Regions from separate parts of the Mus musculus genome. Here region 1 is linked to region 2. The links are chromatin loops, found by intact Hi-C in ENCODE. Cell type or tissue: left cerebral cortex. All regions are shown on one strand.

Region 1 (8,000 bases), 140 kb after region 2:
AGCGCTGAGAAATGAGCCCAGGTCCTGTGAAAGATGAGCTAGTGCTCTTAGCCACTGACCAATCTTTCTAGCTCCCATGTTTTAAATTTTACGAGACAATAGAGAAGTCACTCCCTCTGCTGCAAGAAGTTGCTTCATATTTATTCTTGAAGATATATTCACTTTACATTCCAATCAAAGCACCAGTTCCTCTTAGTCCCCCCAAAAATACCCCCCATCCCCTCTCCCTTTCACCTCTGAGAAGGAAGGTGTCTATTCTGGGTACCAATCCACTCTAGTACTTCAAGTCACTGCAGGAGTAGGTAAATCCTTTCCCACTTAGGCCGGGCAAGACTCCCCATTTAGGGGAGCAGGCAAGCAACAGAGTCAGGGTAAGCCTCCACTCCAGTTGCGGGGGAACCCTCACGAAGACCAAACTGCACATGTGCTACATATGTGTGGGGCAGGGGACTAGGTCCAACCCATGTATGTTCTTCAGTTATTGGTTCAGTCTCTGGGAGCCCCCAAAGGTCCATGTTAGTTGACTCTGTTGGTCTTCTTATGGAGTTTCTATCCCTTCTGTGTGCCTCAATCCAAGAAGTTTGTTCTTTGGTATTGAACCATCTTTATGTTTAAGATAGAAGGAGATTATCCTAATGGCTGTGAGAGAATGAGGCAGCAGAGATGAAGAAGCCAGAGCTTGACTGAGTGCCAGAATCTATAGTGTCATTTATTTCATATGCTGGTTGCTGGGCCCGGGGAAATACACCTTCTGTTTATGCTTGCAAACCTCGCTTTCATCTCCAGATAAAAGTGTAGAGGGGAAGTTGCCAAAATTAGTCCACCTTTTGGGTCCAGGCCATGGTTTAAACTTAGATATAAAAGAGATCAAAGAGTTTCCATTCTAATTCAGATAGTAGCCTCATGGCAGTGCAGCTGGGGGCAACATAGACCCTCTGAAGCCTCTCCCATTATGAACTTCTCACAGGCGCTTCTGGGCTGCAAGGCACAAAAGGAGGCAGCCATGTGTCTGATTGTGAAAGGACTGCCTGCCTTCCTGCACCTGACAGAGAAGTGCCTGTGTGGGTGTCTGTAGGTAGCCTCCTGGGTAACTCCCAGTTTCTCCTGAAGGCAGCCTGGAGATGAATAGGCAGTTTCTCTCCTGGCCCCTGCAGAGGGGATTGTGTCCCCAGTGTTTCTTGTAGATGAAGCAAATCTCTTTGAAGGTTCTTCTTAGTGAGATCAGAGAACTATCACCCTTCTTCATTTTATTATTGTATTTTAGTTGTGTAAGGGGAACACATGTGAACACACACGTGGGTGGAGGGCAAAGGTTGACACCAGATACTCTCTCTGTTCATTTTCTAACTTACCTTTTGGACAAGTCTTCATTGGACCCGGAACTAACCCATTTGGCTAGACTGGCAAAAGATGGAGCCCCAGGAGGCCTCCAGTCACACATCCACAGTTCTGTGTTTGCAGGCATGTGCTATGGCACTAGAGTTTTACATGGGGACCCGGGACTCCAAACTCAGGTCCTCATGTTTGCAGAGCAAAGACTTGAAGGGGGAGCAGAGCAAACACTTTAGTGATCAAGTCATTTCCCTATTTCTTTTAGGTTTATATCTTTATGTATTATATTTAGGTTTCAAAGAAGAACTTCAGAATAACGTTCCTGGGGGGTGAAGTAGAAGTAGTTAGCAGACCCTTGGGCTCTGAGCATGAATAGGACCATCAGATATTTATTATCCCAAACAGGAACTCTTGTGAGCACTGAGGCACATTTGTAATTGAACCTGAACTAAGCTGAGACTGTCTTAACAAATCTGGTTGTGCAACCAATCCTGCCCAGGGTACTGGGAAATTTCTGGCCCTTAGACACTAGTCTATTACATTTTTCTTACATGTGGCTGGGCATGTTCTAGTCACTCCCTTTGGGTTATTACAGATGACCATTCTCTGCCTGTGACAGGAACCTAACAGAAAGAAAAAAAATGGCTAAAAAATTTCCGGATGAGTCAGAACACAGACCCTTTGTTAAATGATACAGCTCCAGAATAGAATCTGTAGCAAAGAAAATGGTCTGTACCGAGCCTTTAAAGAAGTCTTTCAATTGATTTTTTTTTTCTTAAGGGATGCCACTACCCACTATTTACAAAGACAGACTTGAAGGGGGAGCAGTAATCCCGCGGGCTGTTTCTAGCAAAGAGGTGGACATTCAGTACCAGGGACACAAGCCCGCTGTTGTAGCTGTCCTGCACTGTTGGTGTGTGTGTGTGTGTGTGTGTGTGTGTGTGTGTGTGTGTGTGTGTGTGTCTTATTTTTGTCTTCGCTCTGTAGCCACATGGCTGTGTTCCCTTTCTGTTTGTTTTCCCATTTCCCTTCTAAATATTTTGCATCATCTGGGAGACTTTGCCAGGCCGAGGTCGGCTCGCTGGAGGACTGCATTCCTCTGATCTGTGGCATTAGGTTGTTGCCATGGCAAAGGCTGCTTACCAGGAGGAACACTTCTCGGAGCTGGGCAATTCCGAGCTCGTTTCTTCCTCTCCTGCACATGCTTGGCTATTCTGACAGCCACACCGGCCCAGAGAGGGCTTTCTCCAATCGTAAACTATGTTCCTGGAACGTGAACTTCATTTTGTTTGCCTTTCAAGATACAGAAGTATTTGGTTCTGTTTATTTTTGTTCCAGATGGGCAGGGCCCTCTTGCCTGTTCTGACTAATCCACTCGTCAGGGCTGGAATCTCCTAACAGTTCCTTCCTCCAGGTAAGTCACGCCACTCAAACCTGTGAGGCAAAAATGCCACAGAGGACAAACGGTGACCCCGTAGTTAACAAAGGCAAGCCATTTGACAGAGGCCTCTGTTGACTGTAAGGATGGCTGGAGGTTCTCTCTCTCTCTCTCTCTCTCTCTCTCTCTCTCTCTCTCTCTCTCTCTCTCTCTCTCTCTTTCTTTCTTTTTTTCAAGAGAAGAAAAGCTTAGTCCTAACTGGACAGGTCTTCCTTCTCACATTCTTGTAGGGGAACTCCGCCTGGGGCGAGATAAGGGCTCAGGGTTGACACCCTGATTATGCCTACCTCTTTATTTGTTATATGTGGACATCGACGCCATCTAATTAATAAGAGCAGGAAACAGTTTTTGTTTTCTCATTGGAGGAAAACATGAAGTAACGGTTTTATCTTAATTTGTCAGGCCTTGCCCTAGAGACCACGGCCATGTGGGCAGATGGCCAAAAGCTGTTCTAAGGCCCAGGCACCAACACCTAAATATAAAAAAGAATGCTAATTGGTTTTCCAGCTGAAAAAGAATAAGGGCCACAGTGCCAAAAAAGGAAACCCCGAGTTTACACAATAGAACCTGATAGCAATCTGGGGCCTCCATTTGTCCTCCTATGGAGAGCGAAACAAAGGGAGGAATTTTGCTCATCCGCCTCTGTAGAAAGCCCGGGCTCTAGTGCAGCTTGGTGCAGCACCAGGCTTCCCACCGTGTTCCTGCCAAATCTTCAAGATTTTTCCTGGCTGCTGTTCAGGAAAGTACAGATCTGTCCGCAGCACGGAAAGTTAAAAAGGCCCTGCTTGGATACGCTGAGTATATACAAACACTGCCTGACGTATGGAGCGGGTGGCTTCGGCACAAGCTGCTACTGGCCTCCTAAGCCACCGGTGGGAGACTGGTAGAAGTCATTTTGATGAAGTAATTGGGATTTTAGCAAGAGAAGACTAATAGACATATTTTCAGAAAATCGGCATGCCTTTTTCACTTTAAGGACTACTCACCTTACTTTTCTCATTAGTACATCGACTAACTTTCAAAACGCAAATCATGTGGTGACTGAACTGGGTCACATTGAGCCATCTCTAACATAAAGGTTGATTCTGTCATCTCTAGATGCAGGGCACTAATTACTGTCACCATGAAGGGCACTTGACTAGGAGCCACTGTCCCCGCAGGGGTCTGAGCTGAGACTCTGACACCGATTTGCTGGTTGGCAGTCTTGTCTGGAACTTCATCCTGTAAGTCCGGGAGAACCTCACCAATGAGAGTGTGACTCATTAAAAAGGATTTTGGGAGAAAGTCAATCGGCTGTCTGTGAATTCTAGGCTGCCTTGGTCTATAGAGCAACCAGCCAGGGCTACATAGTAGACCATGTCTCCTCTACTGAACAAAAGAGTTTGAAGTCAGAATGTTGCTCTCATTTCATTGCCGTCACTGGAGAATTCAGTTATTAATTAATGCAAGGTGTAGTGAATTTTCGTATGTATGTGTACGTGTTTGTTTGTATGGGCGCATAAGTGTGCAAAGGGCAGAGGTTGCGATTAGGGTGTTTTTTCTTTTTTCTTTTTTGGAATGAGATCGCTCACTGAGCACGGAGCTTAGCTGTTCTGTCATACTGTCTAGCCAGATACTCTGGGGATCCTCGTGTTTGCACCCCAGCGTTGTGATTCTACGGGCATCCCATTATGTTTGGCTCTTTTCCTGGGTGCCGGGAATCTGAATTCAGGACCTCATGCTTGTATGGGAAACACCTCACTGAGTGAACCATCCATCCAGACTCCTTAAAGTGATCTTTAATTATGTGTTTTTGTTTGTTTGTTTGTTTGTTTTTATTGGATATTTTCATTATTTATATTTCAAATGTTTTCCCCTTTCCAGATCTCCCCTTTGAAAATGCACTATCCCATCCCCCCTCCCCCTGCCTCTATGAGGGTGCTCCCCCACCCACCCACCCACCCACTCCAGTCTTCCAGCCCTGGCACTCCCCTACACTGGGGAATTGAACACCCCCAGGGCCAAGGAGCACTCCTCCCACAGACATCCAACAAGACCATCCTCTGGCACGTATGCGGCCAGAGCCATGGGTCCCTCCATGTGTACTCTTTGGATAGTGGTCCGGTCCTAGGGAGCTCCAGGGGGTCTGGCCGGTTGACATATTTGCTCTGTGGATGCTTAAAGGCTTCTTAGAAGGGGGAACAAAATACTCAACTGGAGGAAATATGAAGACAAAGTGTGGAGCAGAAACTGAAGGAAAGGCCATCTAGAGACTGTCCCACCTGGGGATCCATCCTATATACAGTTACCAAATCCAGACGCTATTGTGGATGCCGGGAAATGCTTGAAGACAGGAGCCTGATATAGCTGTTTCCTGAGGGGCTCTGCCAGTGCCTGACAAATACAGAGGCAGATGCTCTCACAGCCGACCACTGGACTGAGCTCAGGATCACTGATAGAGGAGTTGGAGAAGGGACTGAGGAGCTGAGCGGTGATTTTTAATTATGATATATATATGTGTGTGTGTGTGTGTGTGTGTGTGTGTGTGTGTGTGTGTGTATACACACACATGTATATATACATATATACATATATATGTATACACACATACATATACACACACACTATATATATGACATATATATAGCACACATCATCAGGGCTGAGCATATCTTTATAAATAAATCTAAGAAAAATATAAAACAGGTATAGTAATTATTCCAACACCTATGATGCTTATAAGACTAGTCATATGTTTAATGATACAGCTAAATTTAACCCTTTCAAATACAAAGATATTTGGCAAATATGAAAACTTATTCTCAAAGCAACCATCTATCCCTAAGTAACTGACTTAGACTTAAAATTTTAATCCCAAACTTCAGGGTTTTTCCCATCTCACTATGTGTTGTGCAAGCAGCTTTTCCCCCATACTATCAATGTGGTTGGTGGGCCAGAAATAATAAAATACAAGCAGCTACCTAATTACCTGCCTACAACAGTCTGTGGACAGAGAATTTTGGAAAAAGTGAATAGGAACAGGTAAGCATTACTACCATCCTACCCAAAAGATACCCACTAACTGTAGAGTTGTGTTGCTTTTCTATGGAAACTTCCTGAAGGGCAAGAAGTGGATTTCACTTGACTTTCATCCATCACTGTGCTTAGGACAACACTGCACGTGCGCACAAACACACACACACACACACACACACACACACACACACACACACACACACACACACACAGTGTCCTGAACACAAGAAGATCCCAGATTTTACAAAACAGTTCCCTTTCTAATCTTTCTTTTTTAGCACCACTAAACATTCTGTATCCCCTGGTGTGCCTCAGTCCCAGATACAAGACTCCCAGATCTGATGGCCTTCCTGGGTAGTCTTCTCATTCTGACTGGGGCCAGGGCCACTGAGAACATTTCTGATACTGGTGAAGAAGTGGGGTTTTTTTTGTATCTGAAAACATGTCAGGAACCTAGAAGCTGGAAAATAGTTTCAAATTCTTGCTTGGCCTTTGTAACTAGACAACTGTAGAATACACTTATATTGTCTTTAGTAGATCAATACCATCGATGTTGGTAACTTTAGAGAAAGGTACTAAAAAATTTAATCTCATACCATTTGTGTTTTCCAATTCCTGTAATTGATGTTACAATCAAATACAGTAGTGAATTTAAGACCTTTTTTTTAAAAATCATATAATCAACCAATACATCTTTAAGATACTGTCTTGTTCTTGGACTCTCTATGATTATTGTACTTGTCTAAGAGTATTTAAGAATGAACATCATGTCTCAATTGGTGACAATTCAAAGTGCCATTTGTATGATAATTACTTTTGTTTCCCATGGATGCCCTAAAGTCAGCATTTGGTAAAGCTGAACTGAGTCAGGCTAATCTTTGTGTGGAAGAAAGCTGGTTCCTTGCCACAATGTAAAGATGTTTCTTTAATGTATCCTTTATCCTCTAGTGACCAAGGCTTGCATTAGGCCTTAGACAAAAATATATACTCACAAGTGCATTATTTGGGGGCTTCTTGTCTTGAGTACATCAGTATAATAAATGAAACCAAAGGGATAGTTGAAGTTTTATTTACACTGTCTTACCTGCTGGTTTCCAAAAGATAACTGCCTCTCTCGCCTGTGTATTAAACTTCCTTGAAGTACTTACTAGCATCCTTTGAAGGCAGCCACTGTAACCTGGGAGCACTTTAGACACTGATTTCTATGTAGAACAAATCCTGGACTTTTGGAGCTCCTGATCTACTGTGCTTCTCTGAGAAGCAGCTATTTGCACATTCTTCCTGCAGTGCCTAGAGGGAAGTATTAATAGCACTTGACCTTTGGGAGAGGATCACAAGGAAGAATATTGTGGGAGACATCTGATCCAGCATGACCAGGCACAGTGCCCTTCCCTCAAAGCACAGACTAGTTTCTGTACTAGCTCTTTGTTCTCCCATCATCCAGTATATGGATATTTTCTTCTCACCCTTCCACATCCACACCCAAGATAACATGCATTCTGATATCCTTTCCCCTCCACATCCTCATCTCTACCTCTTCCGCCGCTTCCTCACTCTTAATTTCTTCCTCCTTTCTTCCCATTCCAACTCTTTCTCTCCATTCTCCTCTTCCTTCTACTTCTGTATCAGAATCTCCTTGTGTAGCCGATGATGATCTTGAACTAGCTATCCCCATCTCAGCCTGCCTTGGGTGAGATTACAGATGTACAGCCCGATGCATAGTTATGATGTTAGAGCTTGAGCTTCCTTTGGGAATAACAAGAATTCTTATTCCCATCTCTAGAAAGACTTCATGTTGGCCTGAGGAGAAGGAGGAGAAATATCACCCTTACATGCCAAAATGGGGCTGACAGGGTGGCATGGACTGGGATGTATTCCGGAGTATGCCATTATTGTGCTGCAGAACGTGGTGGGACTTTTGGTAAAACAAATGATTAAGCAACAACAGCAGCAGCAGCAACAACAACAAACTGTTCTTATTTATGGGCCCATCAGTTAAGAAAGAAGCTATATTCTACTTTGTTCAACAAGACTGATTTTTATGGCCTTTGCACACATGTGACTGATTCCCAAGTTATATACACCACAAAAGGAGTGGTATACAAATGCTTAGCATATTAAACTGCTTAACTTCAATGTCTGTGGACTTCCAAAGCCACAGAAGAGTACAATTACAAACTAGAAATATTTTCTTAAAAATATCACAGCATCAGGG
Region 2 (8,000 bases):
GGTTGTGGTGGAAGAGGGGGAGGAAAGATGAGAAGAGTCAGAGGAATACATAGGTTGCTGTGACACTGTGTTTCCTAGAAACGTCAGAGCAGCAACACCCATGAAGCCTCACCAATATGGCTGCCTAAACAAGACCTTAGCAAGGATGACATGGTAGACATGCTAAGGGATAGAAATACTCACAAGGCCTCAACCCTAGACAAAAACTACAGGCAGCTAAGGAATGCTGAGAGTGAGGGAAACAGTCTTCCCCAGGTAGCAGCATACCAGTTAATCATCTAATACCAAATATCCCTGCGAACATACACAGACAACACTATATAGACAGAGCAGGCTATATTTTTATGTTTAGAAATTTATATGCACATATATTTGAAGAAAAAGCAGCCATGGATCTGAGAAAAAGTCAAGGGTTACAATGGGAGGGGCTGGAAGGAGGAAAGGGAAGTGGGGAGGGGAGCATAATTATAATCTCAAAAATTAAAAATTGTAATCAAACTTTATTTAAAATAATAATATGGAAGTGTCTAGGGGGATCAAAGAAAGGGAGGGGTGAGAAGATGGAGGGTAAGAAGGTATGGAAGAGAATATTCTCAAAATACAATATATAACAGTCTGGTCTCCTTCCGTGCACCCTCCTGCCCTCCTAAGCTTCTGCATATAGACTGTGCTCTCCCACCTAGGTCAGATCCCATGCTCCTCTTGACCCCCTCCATTAAAGGATTTAAGGAATCTTTTACCTACCTGCTGCTCTTCCTGTGACATCTTCCTGACAGTATCAGTGACAATCACTTTTGAGAACATTTTATTCTGCAATATGCGATACCACTTACTTTGACTTAGCATAGCACATATTTAGTCTATTTCTAAAATGACAATGCAGTTGACAGTGCAATGGAGCCTCATATTACTACATGCCAGGAGAGAGAGGGAGATAGAGAGAGAGAACACAAAACCACCTGTGGGGGAGAGTAAATAAATTGTGCTAATAAAACAAATAATAGAGCTACATGTATCTTGGTAGTCAGGGCAAAACTAAAGGATCCATTGTGGCTCTGTGTGTGTGTGTGTGTGTGTGTGTGTGTGTGTGTTCAAGATTAAGATTTTTGTAATATGTACATATCTTTCTTGTTTTATTAGCAGTATTAACAGTAATATTTTTATCTGCTGGACTTATTTTAAAAACTAAATCATAAAAATCCAGCCTAACACATCACAACATTGTAATAAGCTGAATAGCAATTAATAAGATCATATATTTTAATGCATTTTTTTTTTTACTTTCGAATTCTAATCATGGGTAATGAGCAAATGAATGAACATTATAAATGTCAGAGGAAGAATGGTGAATCCAACGTTTAACTATCTGGGTAAAAGAAGCTTAAGAAAACATTCAAATCATAATATTTTGTATATATGTAGATACACCGTTATGTGAAGTGTCAAGCCTCTATATGAAAACAGTTATATTGGCAATCGATTCTATATTGAAATGGATATTCTTGTTGCCAGAGGGCTAGGTGATCATGCTCTGTGTTGATGAAGTGCAAGTGTAGAGCATGCAGCCTTTGGGGCCTTTCCATGCCTCCACACTTGATACATAGGACTGAGACGAATTGGACTATGGTGTTCTTTATACCTTCAATCTGGGCCTCATTTCTTGTCTACATAGAAGGTTTGTTTAGTTGTGTTATTCAACTGGATATGAAGGTATCGGTGAAGAGCAGGGGACACTCTAGCAAGACACTGTCCAGCAGAGATTTCTATGATGGAAAATTTCTAGCTAGTTCTGTGGGGGAGGGGAGGAGTCTATGAGCAGGGGTAGCCTGGGTCTCTCTCTGCAAAACAAATGCTTTCAGAAGATAACCTCCTGGGCAGGACATCTGCCTAAATTCTTCTAAATTCTTTTCTCAAGGTTAGCTTTTTCTTGTCTGTCTGTCTTTCTGGATTTGCTCCTCCTGTGAGCAAGCAGGCAGGTATTGCTCTAGCTCTTCTAATTTCTCTAATTTGAGGAGCTCCACACTCACTCTTGACGTAGTATTTTGTAAACTGCTATTTCCTCCAAGCCTGTTATGCCTTTTTTCCATCTGTGTTGAAGTCTCTTTTCCCAGTGGGGCCTTCTCTCTCCACTTAGTCATGCTATGTGTGGGGACCCAAATCCACACTGCTGGCCTTTCTGACTCATCTCAGGAGGCTCTCTGGCTCTTGGGAATCCACATTGCAACAACAGGGAGGCTCCATAGAAGGGAGCCAATTTGTAATCATGAAATCTGCTTTTATAATTGGAGTCTCCCTCTTTGACCAACGCAGCACAAGAAGGGTGAAAAGAAAACTGCTCTTTCCCCTTTAAGGAAGTGTGGCTAATAAACGGATTTTTTAGCAATCTTAACTTCCAATTTATGAGGTGCCTTCATTGCTGGTTTTAAATATTCCACAATGTGGCCAAGAGAAAATGGTCCAATTTTCCTTTTTTTCTACCAGCAAACCAAGGGAGTCAATTTTGACAGATACACTTTCCCTGTAGTTGTAGATTAAGCCTCTCTCTCTGAAATATATTATTCATAAAGGTGAAACTGTACTGGAGCTCCTCCCATCCATAGATAGAAGGCTGTGGGTAGAAACTGCATCACCTCCTCAATGGTGAATCAGGGGCTGGGCAGGGCAGGGCAGTGTCTTCCGTTAGAACCCCTGAAGCTAGGATTTTCCTTGGCCCTCCAGGCCACTCAGAGGAAATCCTCTGCCAAGGACAGCTCGAGTCCAGGATTTCTCAACCCACTCAGATTCAGACAAGAAATTCCTTGAGCCAGAATTGTTGAAAGGGTCAAAGTTGAATAGCAAAATGATAATGAAAGTCAGACAGACCACTGTGTCAAGTCTATGCTGACCAACAACTCAGGAAAGTAAGGTATTTTAAATCTCAGCAAGGACATCTTGAAAATGGAACACCAATCTTGAGTTCTGTTAGCCCAGGGCAGGCTGACCTTGGCTGTCACCACACACGCACACATTTAACTAGAGGGATCCAGAAGTCAAGAGGTGGAAATGATTTTCAGTTTGGTAAATGAGCTTACCCTTGCACATGTGCCATGTTTCTATAGTTAAAACACCACACACACACACACACATACACTACATACAAAATATGTACACATATCTGCATATGTTATCGGTTCCACTCATTTCATATTTTTATGCTAATCATTTAGATTATTTAGCTGACAGAATCTGCTCATTCTGTATTCTGTTATTCACCAGTGGCACAAAGTCTCACACAATTATTTTACCAACATGGAAAAGAGCTGTAACTGGACTTTTAACCTGCCAATGGACCATAATAATTTTCCCTTCCCAAGTAATGTGCATGTGTGTGGTGGGGCACTCGTGGCTAAGGTTCTATGGACCCCCCACATCAACTGGCTAAATTCCTGCTGAACTTGCCAGCAGGAAGAGGCAGGCAGATGCGACATTTCTGACACCAGACCCGCAGGGGGTCACACACAGCCAAGCTCAAAAAAGGAGTGCTTGTCTGTCAAAGCTTGGGAGAGTACACTGTGGGACCCAGACAGCAACATGCTTACCTTGACCACGTCGTCGTTGAGATGCTTGGGGTCGCGGTTGACCAGGTCAATCTCCTTGGTGTGCGCGTCATACACTTGCTTCTCAGTCACCTCGTCTGCCATGGCCTTGTTGTTGGGCTTGTAGATGTTGCCCTGTTCCCGGATGGGAACAGTGTAGAGATGTCCCTGTGAGGGCAACCGGCCAAGCCAGGGGAGGGCGGCAACAGCGGTGGGAAGAAAAGTTCAGAAAGAAAAACAAGAGTCAAGAGTCAGCCTGGCTGTGCGGGGGTAGCCTGGCGCTACAACTTTTGCTAGCTTCAACCTCGAAGGAAAGGCTTGCACACAGAAAACTCCAGCGCTGCAAGCTTTTTAAGAGGACGGAGCGGAGGACACCACACCCCTCGGTACCAGGCAGAGAGCGCCTGCCTCCCGCGCCCGCCGCCAGGGGTCAGGGCGAAGTCCCATGCGCCCTCCTGCTCCCCACGGCTCTCGGCCCTGACTCCCCAGCCCAGGGGCTGGGGTTCCCGTTCCTCCTCCTCTGTATTCCTTCTCTCCGCCAGACCTATGACCCCACAACCTCACCTGCTCCGTGGTCCCTCTCTTAACCCTTAACACTGTCCTAAGGTCCCTTTCAACATTATCAAGATCACTCTGGACCAAACTGACAGACGTAATGGTCCCATCTTCACTGTCCCTCCGTGCTTCTTCCTTGCACCTGCCACAGCCCCTACCCCCTTTTAAAACCCACCTTTACTCCCTGGTTTTTCTTAGGCCGTGGGGGTGAATAAGTGGCTCACAATCTAACATACTTCTTTAGGCTGAGGCATGTGCCAAGACCTGTCACCCCCACCCCCATGCCCCAGAGGACATGCCATCTGAAGAACTGCCTGACCCACCCTTACTTAGATCACTCTCAGGCTGTCTACTCCAAGCTGAATCGTAGCCCTATTTGGGAACCGGGGTCTCCACGTTTAGTCCACCTGAGTGCCAAGAAGGAGTTGACAATGGCGGTGGTACTTGTGAGGGAGGAAGGAGGCTTCCCCCACCTCGGAACTCCCCCCGCCCGGGCCTCTCAGGGGCAGAAAAAACTATTGAAGTTCTCGAGAACTTCGCTAAGTGCAATACACGCATGCCGCTGCCCAAGCCAGCCACTTTAGGCTCCTGGGGGGTTGGGGTGGGGGGACACTGTCCAAATGAATCTCCTTCCCCCGAACACACACACACACACACACACACACACACACACACACACACACACACACACACACACACTGAGCAGCAGCCCTAAGCCTCCCAGTAGGTACGGGCTGGACCGCAGTGGGGTCTCGCGAACGTGTCATCTGGAAAACTTTTCTAAGTCTGGCAGACCGGGTCTCCTTCTTTCCCCTTTTGGCTCCATTGGTCTCCTCTCCAAAAGGAAGCCCTAAGACATTCCTAGCTTTTCACCTCCCCACCCAGCCCATTCCTCCAAGGTGCCAGCTCGAGTGCCGCGAAGGTGGAGAGCGGGCTGGGGCGAGGAAAGCAGTCCGAGCATTTGGAGTGGAAGATAGCAAAAGCAGGCACTTTGGAGCCCTCACCCAAGCCTACCTCGGAGTCTACGTATTTGCCCCCAGACATGCTGGCGCGTGGCTGGCTGCAGGCTCTGAGGAGGTTTCCCTGGGCTGTGATTTAAGAGAACTGAGGAAGGAAGATCTTGTATTGTATAGAGGGGGGAAAGGCGCTGGCGGGGGGCGGTGGCTGGGAGGGAGCCTCTTGGCTGTTCGCCAGGGGTTTGTTCTGCTCTCAGTTGGCTAGGACGTGCTCTGCGCCGGGTCTAGGCACATCCCCAAGGTTCTGGCAGCAGAGGGCGGGGAGTGCCGGCGGGGAGCTGAGAGCCTGTGAGAAAGCCTTCATCAGAGCTAGGCAGTTTGGGCAGATATTTTAGACTCGAGGCAACGTTTTCCCAGCTATAAACCTACAGAGAGGCATCCAGGGGAGAGCGCGTGTTTTCCCAGTGCATCATCTCAGCAGGGGTGGAGGGAGCCCAAGAGTCTGCAGAGATGCCCAGTATGGGCATCCGGCTCTGCAGAAAGAATTCTGCCCTGTCCTAAGCTGCCTCCCCTCCCAATTCGCCCACGTAGAACTGATCTGTCTCCTTGTTTCACAGAGAAAGATATAGAAGCGAGATGGCTGGGAACCTGAGGGAACATTTTTTTTTTTTTTAAATATAAACACAACGAAGCAATCTGTGTGGGCGCCTCTGCAATAAAGAAAATGAAATCCCTACCAGCAGGTTATACAGTAACCATAAGCACTTTGAGTATTTTCAACTGCAGAAAATTTTACTTAGAGGTTCAAGCTTGTTACTAGAGAGTTTTTTGTTTTTGTTTTTGTTTTTTTTGTTTTTTTTTTTTTTCTTGGCTCAAGATCGACGAGTTCGAACCCAGGGCTTTGTGTATTCTGCCTGGAGATTAAACACTCTACCACTGAACTACATCCTCTGCCATAGAGGATCCAAGCGCAGGAATATGTGCTTGACTGTGAGAGAATGTTTTTTGTTTGTTTGTTTGTTTGTTTTATTTTTTGACAAAGTAGTTTTTCTTTTTAAGTTAACAACTAAAATATCAGTTTCAAAAGCTGGCCAGCCTCCTTTGTCTTATTGTAAGGAAAAATAAGATAAACTATAGTTGCTTTTTACTAAAGGAAAGAGTAACTAATTAGAGACAGTAACTAAGCAGTTTACTCCCCACCACCTCAAGGATGAAAGGAAATTTTTACCTAAGCATTCCTATGCAAACACTCCCAATGCACACTGGAAAGGACAGAGAGTACATTTTTAAAATTGTTTCCAAGAAGCAGGAGCACGGGCTCATGAGAAGGATGAAGAGGAATCCCAGGGCTTGAAAACAGATAAAATGGAACCCTGAAAGAACTGATCATCTAGCTGGAAAGAAGACCTGAAAAGACCAGTAACCTGGGTCCCCGGCTGATAGGGAAGCAATTGTTAATTAATTATTTGATTAATTATAAATTTATAATACATTTTATTATAAATTATAAATATATTATTTATGAATAATTTATTTATTTTTATCAGGGTGTGACACCCATAGCTAATGGGAACGGCGTGCTATTTCAGCACTTGCATTTGTCATACTAATCTAATGAGGGTGGTTAGCAGTATGTTGTTAAAAAATAAAAGGGTGAATTTTAACCAGGAATGGCAGGGGAAAGTCGGTGTGGTAAAGGTTAGGTAACTTATGCTGGCTGTTCCCTATGAGATTAAAGGTCTTTTCAAAGGCTAGTCTCCTTAGTTTTATTTCTACTAAATTACTTTTCCAAAATCTTTTATCAACTCGTGTGTCAACCTACACGGTAAGCCAGAAAAGGCCTTCTGGTTCCATGTAGCTGCCTTAGCTACCTCTGAAGATCTCTTAGGATATCGTTTGTCTACTATCTGCATTGTCTTTCAGAGATATTTGCTTCGAGGCCATTAGGATTCTGTTCTAGGGAAAAACGTAGAAACTGGTTCCCACCCATTGTTTCAAGCTGACGAGTTTGCCTTGCATTCCCGGCAGAAAGAAGTTCTGGAAAGGTCCTTCAGTGGATGCCTACCTAAACCAGCAGAGGGAAAGCCACCTCCAGGGGAAAGCCCATATCCAAGTCAAGTCAACAGCGGCTCTGGAATCATAAAGATTAGGGGAGTGCTCTGGATGCCAAGATGAATCCGCAATGACTAGAAAAACGATAGCTGTTTAGGTGACCCACCTCAACAAGACACAGATGCTACAGAGAAACAGTTCTTAAGGTCTTGTGACAGCTGACTGGGAGAAATGACTCTGACCCCATGAGAAGTTAACTCTGCTAACTTAGGTATGAGATTTAAGTGAATAGGTGATATAAATAATCCTTTTCTTTGATATTCACACATGTGACTTTGGGCTTGAGGGAAAGTTAATAGCTTTCTCTAAATCATTTGCTGGAAATGAGTATTACAGTTTATTTATTTGCTATTTTTCGAATGTCAGATGCAACTTTAAAAGCCTGAGGATTCTGCATCAGTAGAGATACTTAACTAAACATGGTAATGGTCATCTAATCCCGCTATCTTAGACATAAAGACACTGATGTCTGGATACACTAACACTCCTGAGGAAAATAAACTGTTTCTAAGTTGACAACTAACTGCACTTGTTAAGTTCCAGGACACAGGATCTGCTTGTGGCTAAATAACAATTAGCTGCTTTTTTTGTGTTCGCCCTGCCTTTCTTCCAGGCCCATCTTCCTACCGTGCTTTATCTTTCCCATTCTCATGACACTGAGTCTTTTTCCTCTTTTCGTTTAGTTCTATCTTTTTTCTCTTCTCTGGTTAGAAGCCTAAGGTTAAGCAATACTAATAGTCTTAAGATTTAAAATCCAGGGCTGGAGCGATGGATTAGAGGTAAGGAGGGTTATGAGAGCTTG

Evidence for each region. A loop is a pair of places that touch in the nucleus more often than their neighbours do. Peaks named below come from ENCODE experiments on the same cell type or tissue, not always from the same donor. Only the 100,000 strongest peaks of a DNase experiment are listed, where the experiment ranks them.
Region 1: a loop joins it to region 2, with 9 times the contacts of the local background. A loop is called at or near these places in 8 of 42 quality-filtered maps.

What each region holds. Positions count from the first base shown.
Region 1 is chr6:17,166,117-17,174,116 of GRCm38, reverse strand. Gm4876 (predicted gene 4876) reads left to right here and starts at 2,284. Exons shown (of 3, transcript NR_153844.1): 1 at 2,284-2,746. In left cerebral cortex, no CTCF peak of the experiment used is centred here; DNase peaks (open chromatin) are centred at 1,989, 2,290, 3,490 and 3,954; H3K4me3 peaks cover 1,569 bases; H3K27ac peaks cover 2,270 bases.
Region 2 is chr6:17,303,624-17,311,623 of GRCm38, reverse strand. Cav1 (caveolin 1, caveolae protein) reads right to left here and starts at 5,289. Exons shown (of 3, transcript NM_007616.4): 1 at 5,145-5,289; 2 at 3,579-3,743. The coding sequence starts at 5,174. In left cerebral cortex, CTCF peaks have their summits at 3,992 and 5,414 (motif pointing right); DNase peaks (open chromatin) are centred at 3,713, 3,924, 4,542, 5,488 and 1 more place; H3K4me3 peaks cover 2,537 bases; H3K27ac peaks cover 1,786 bases.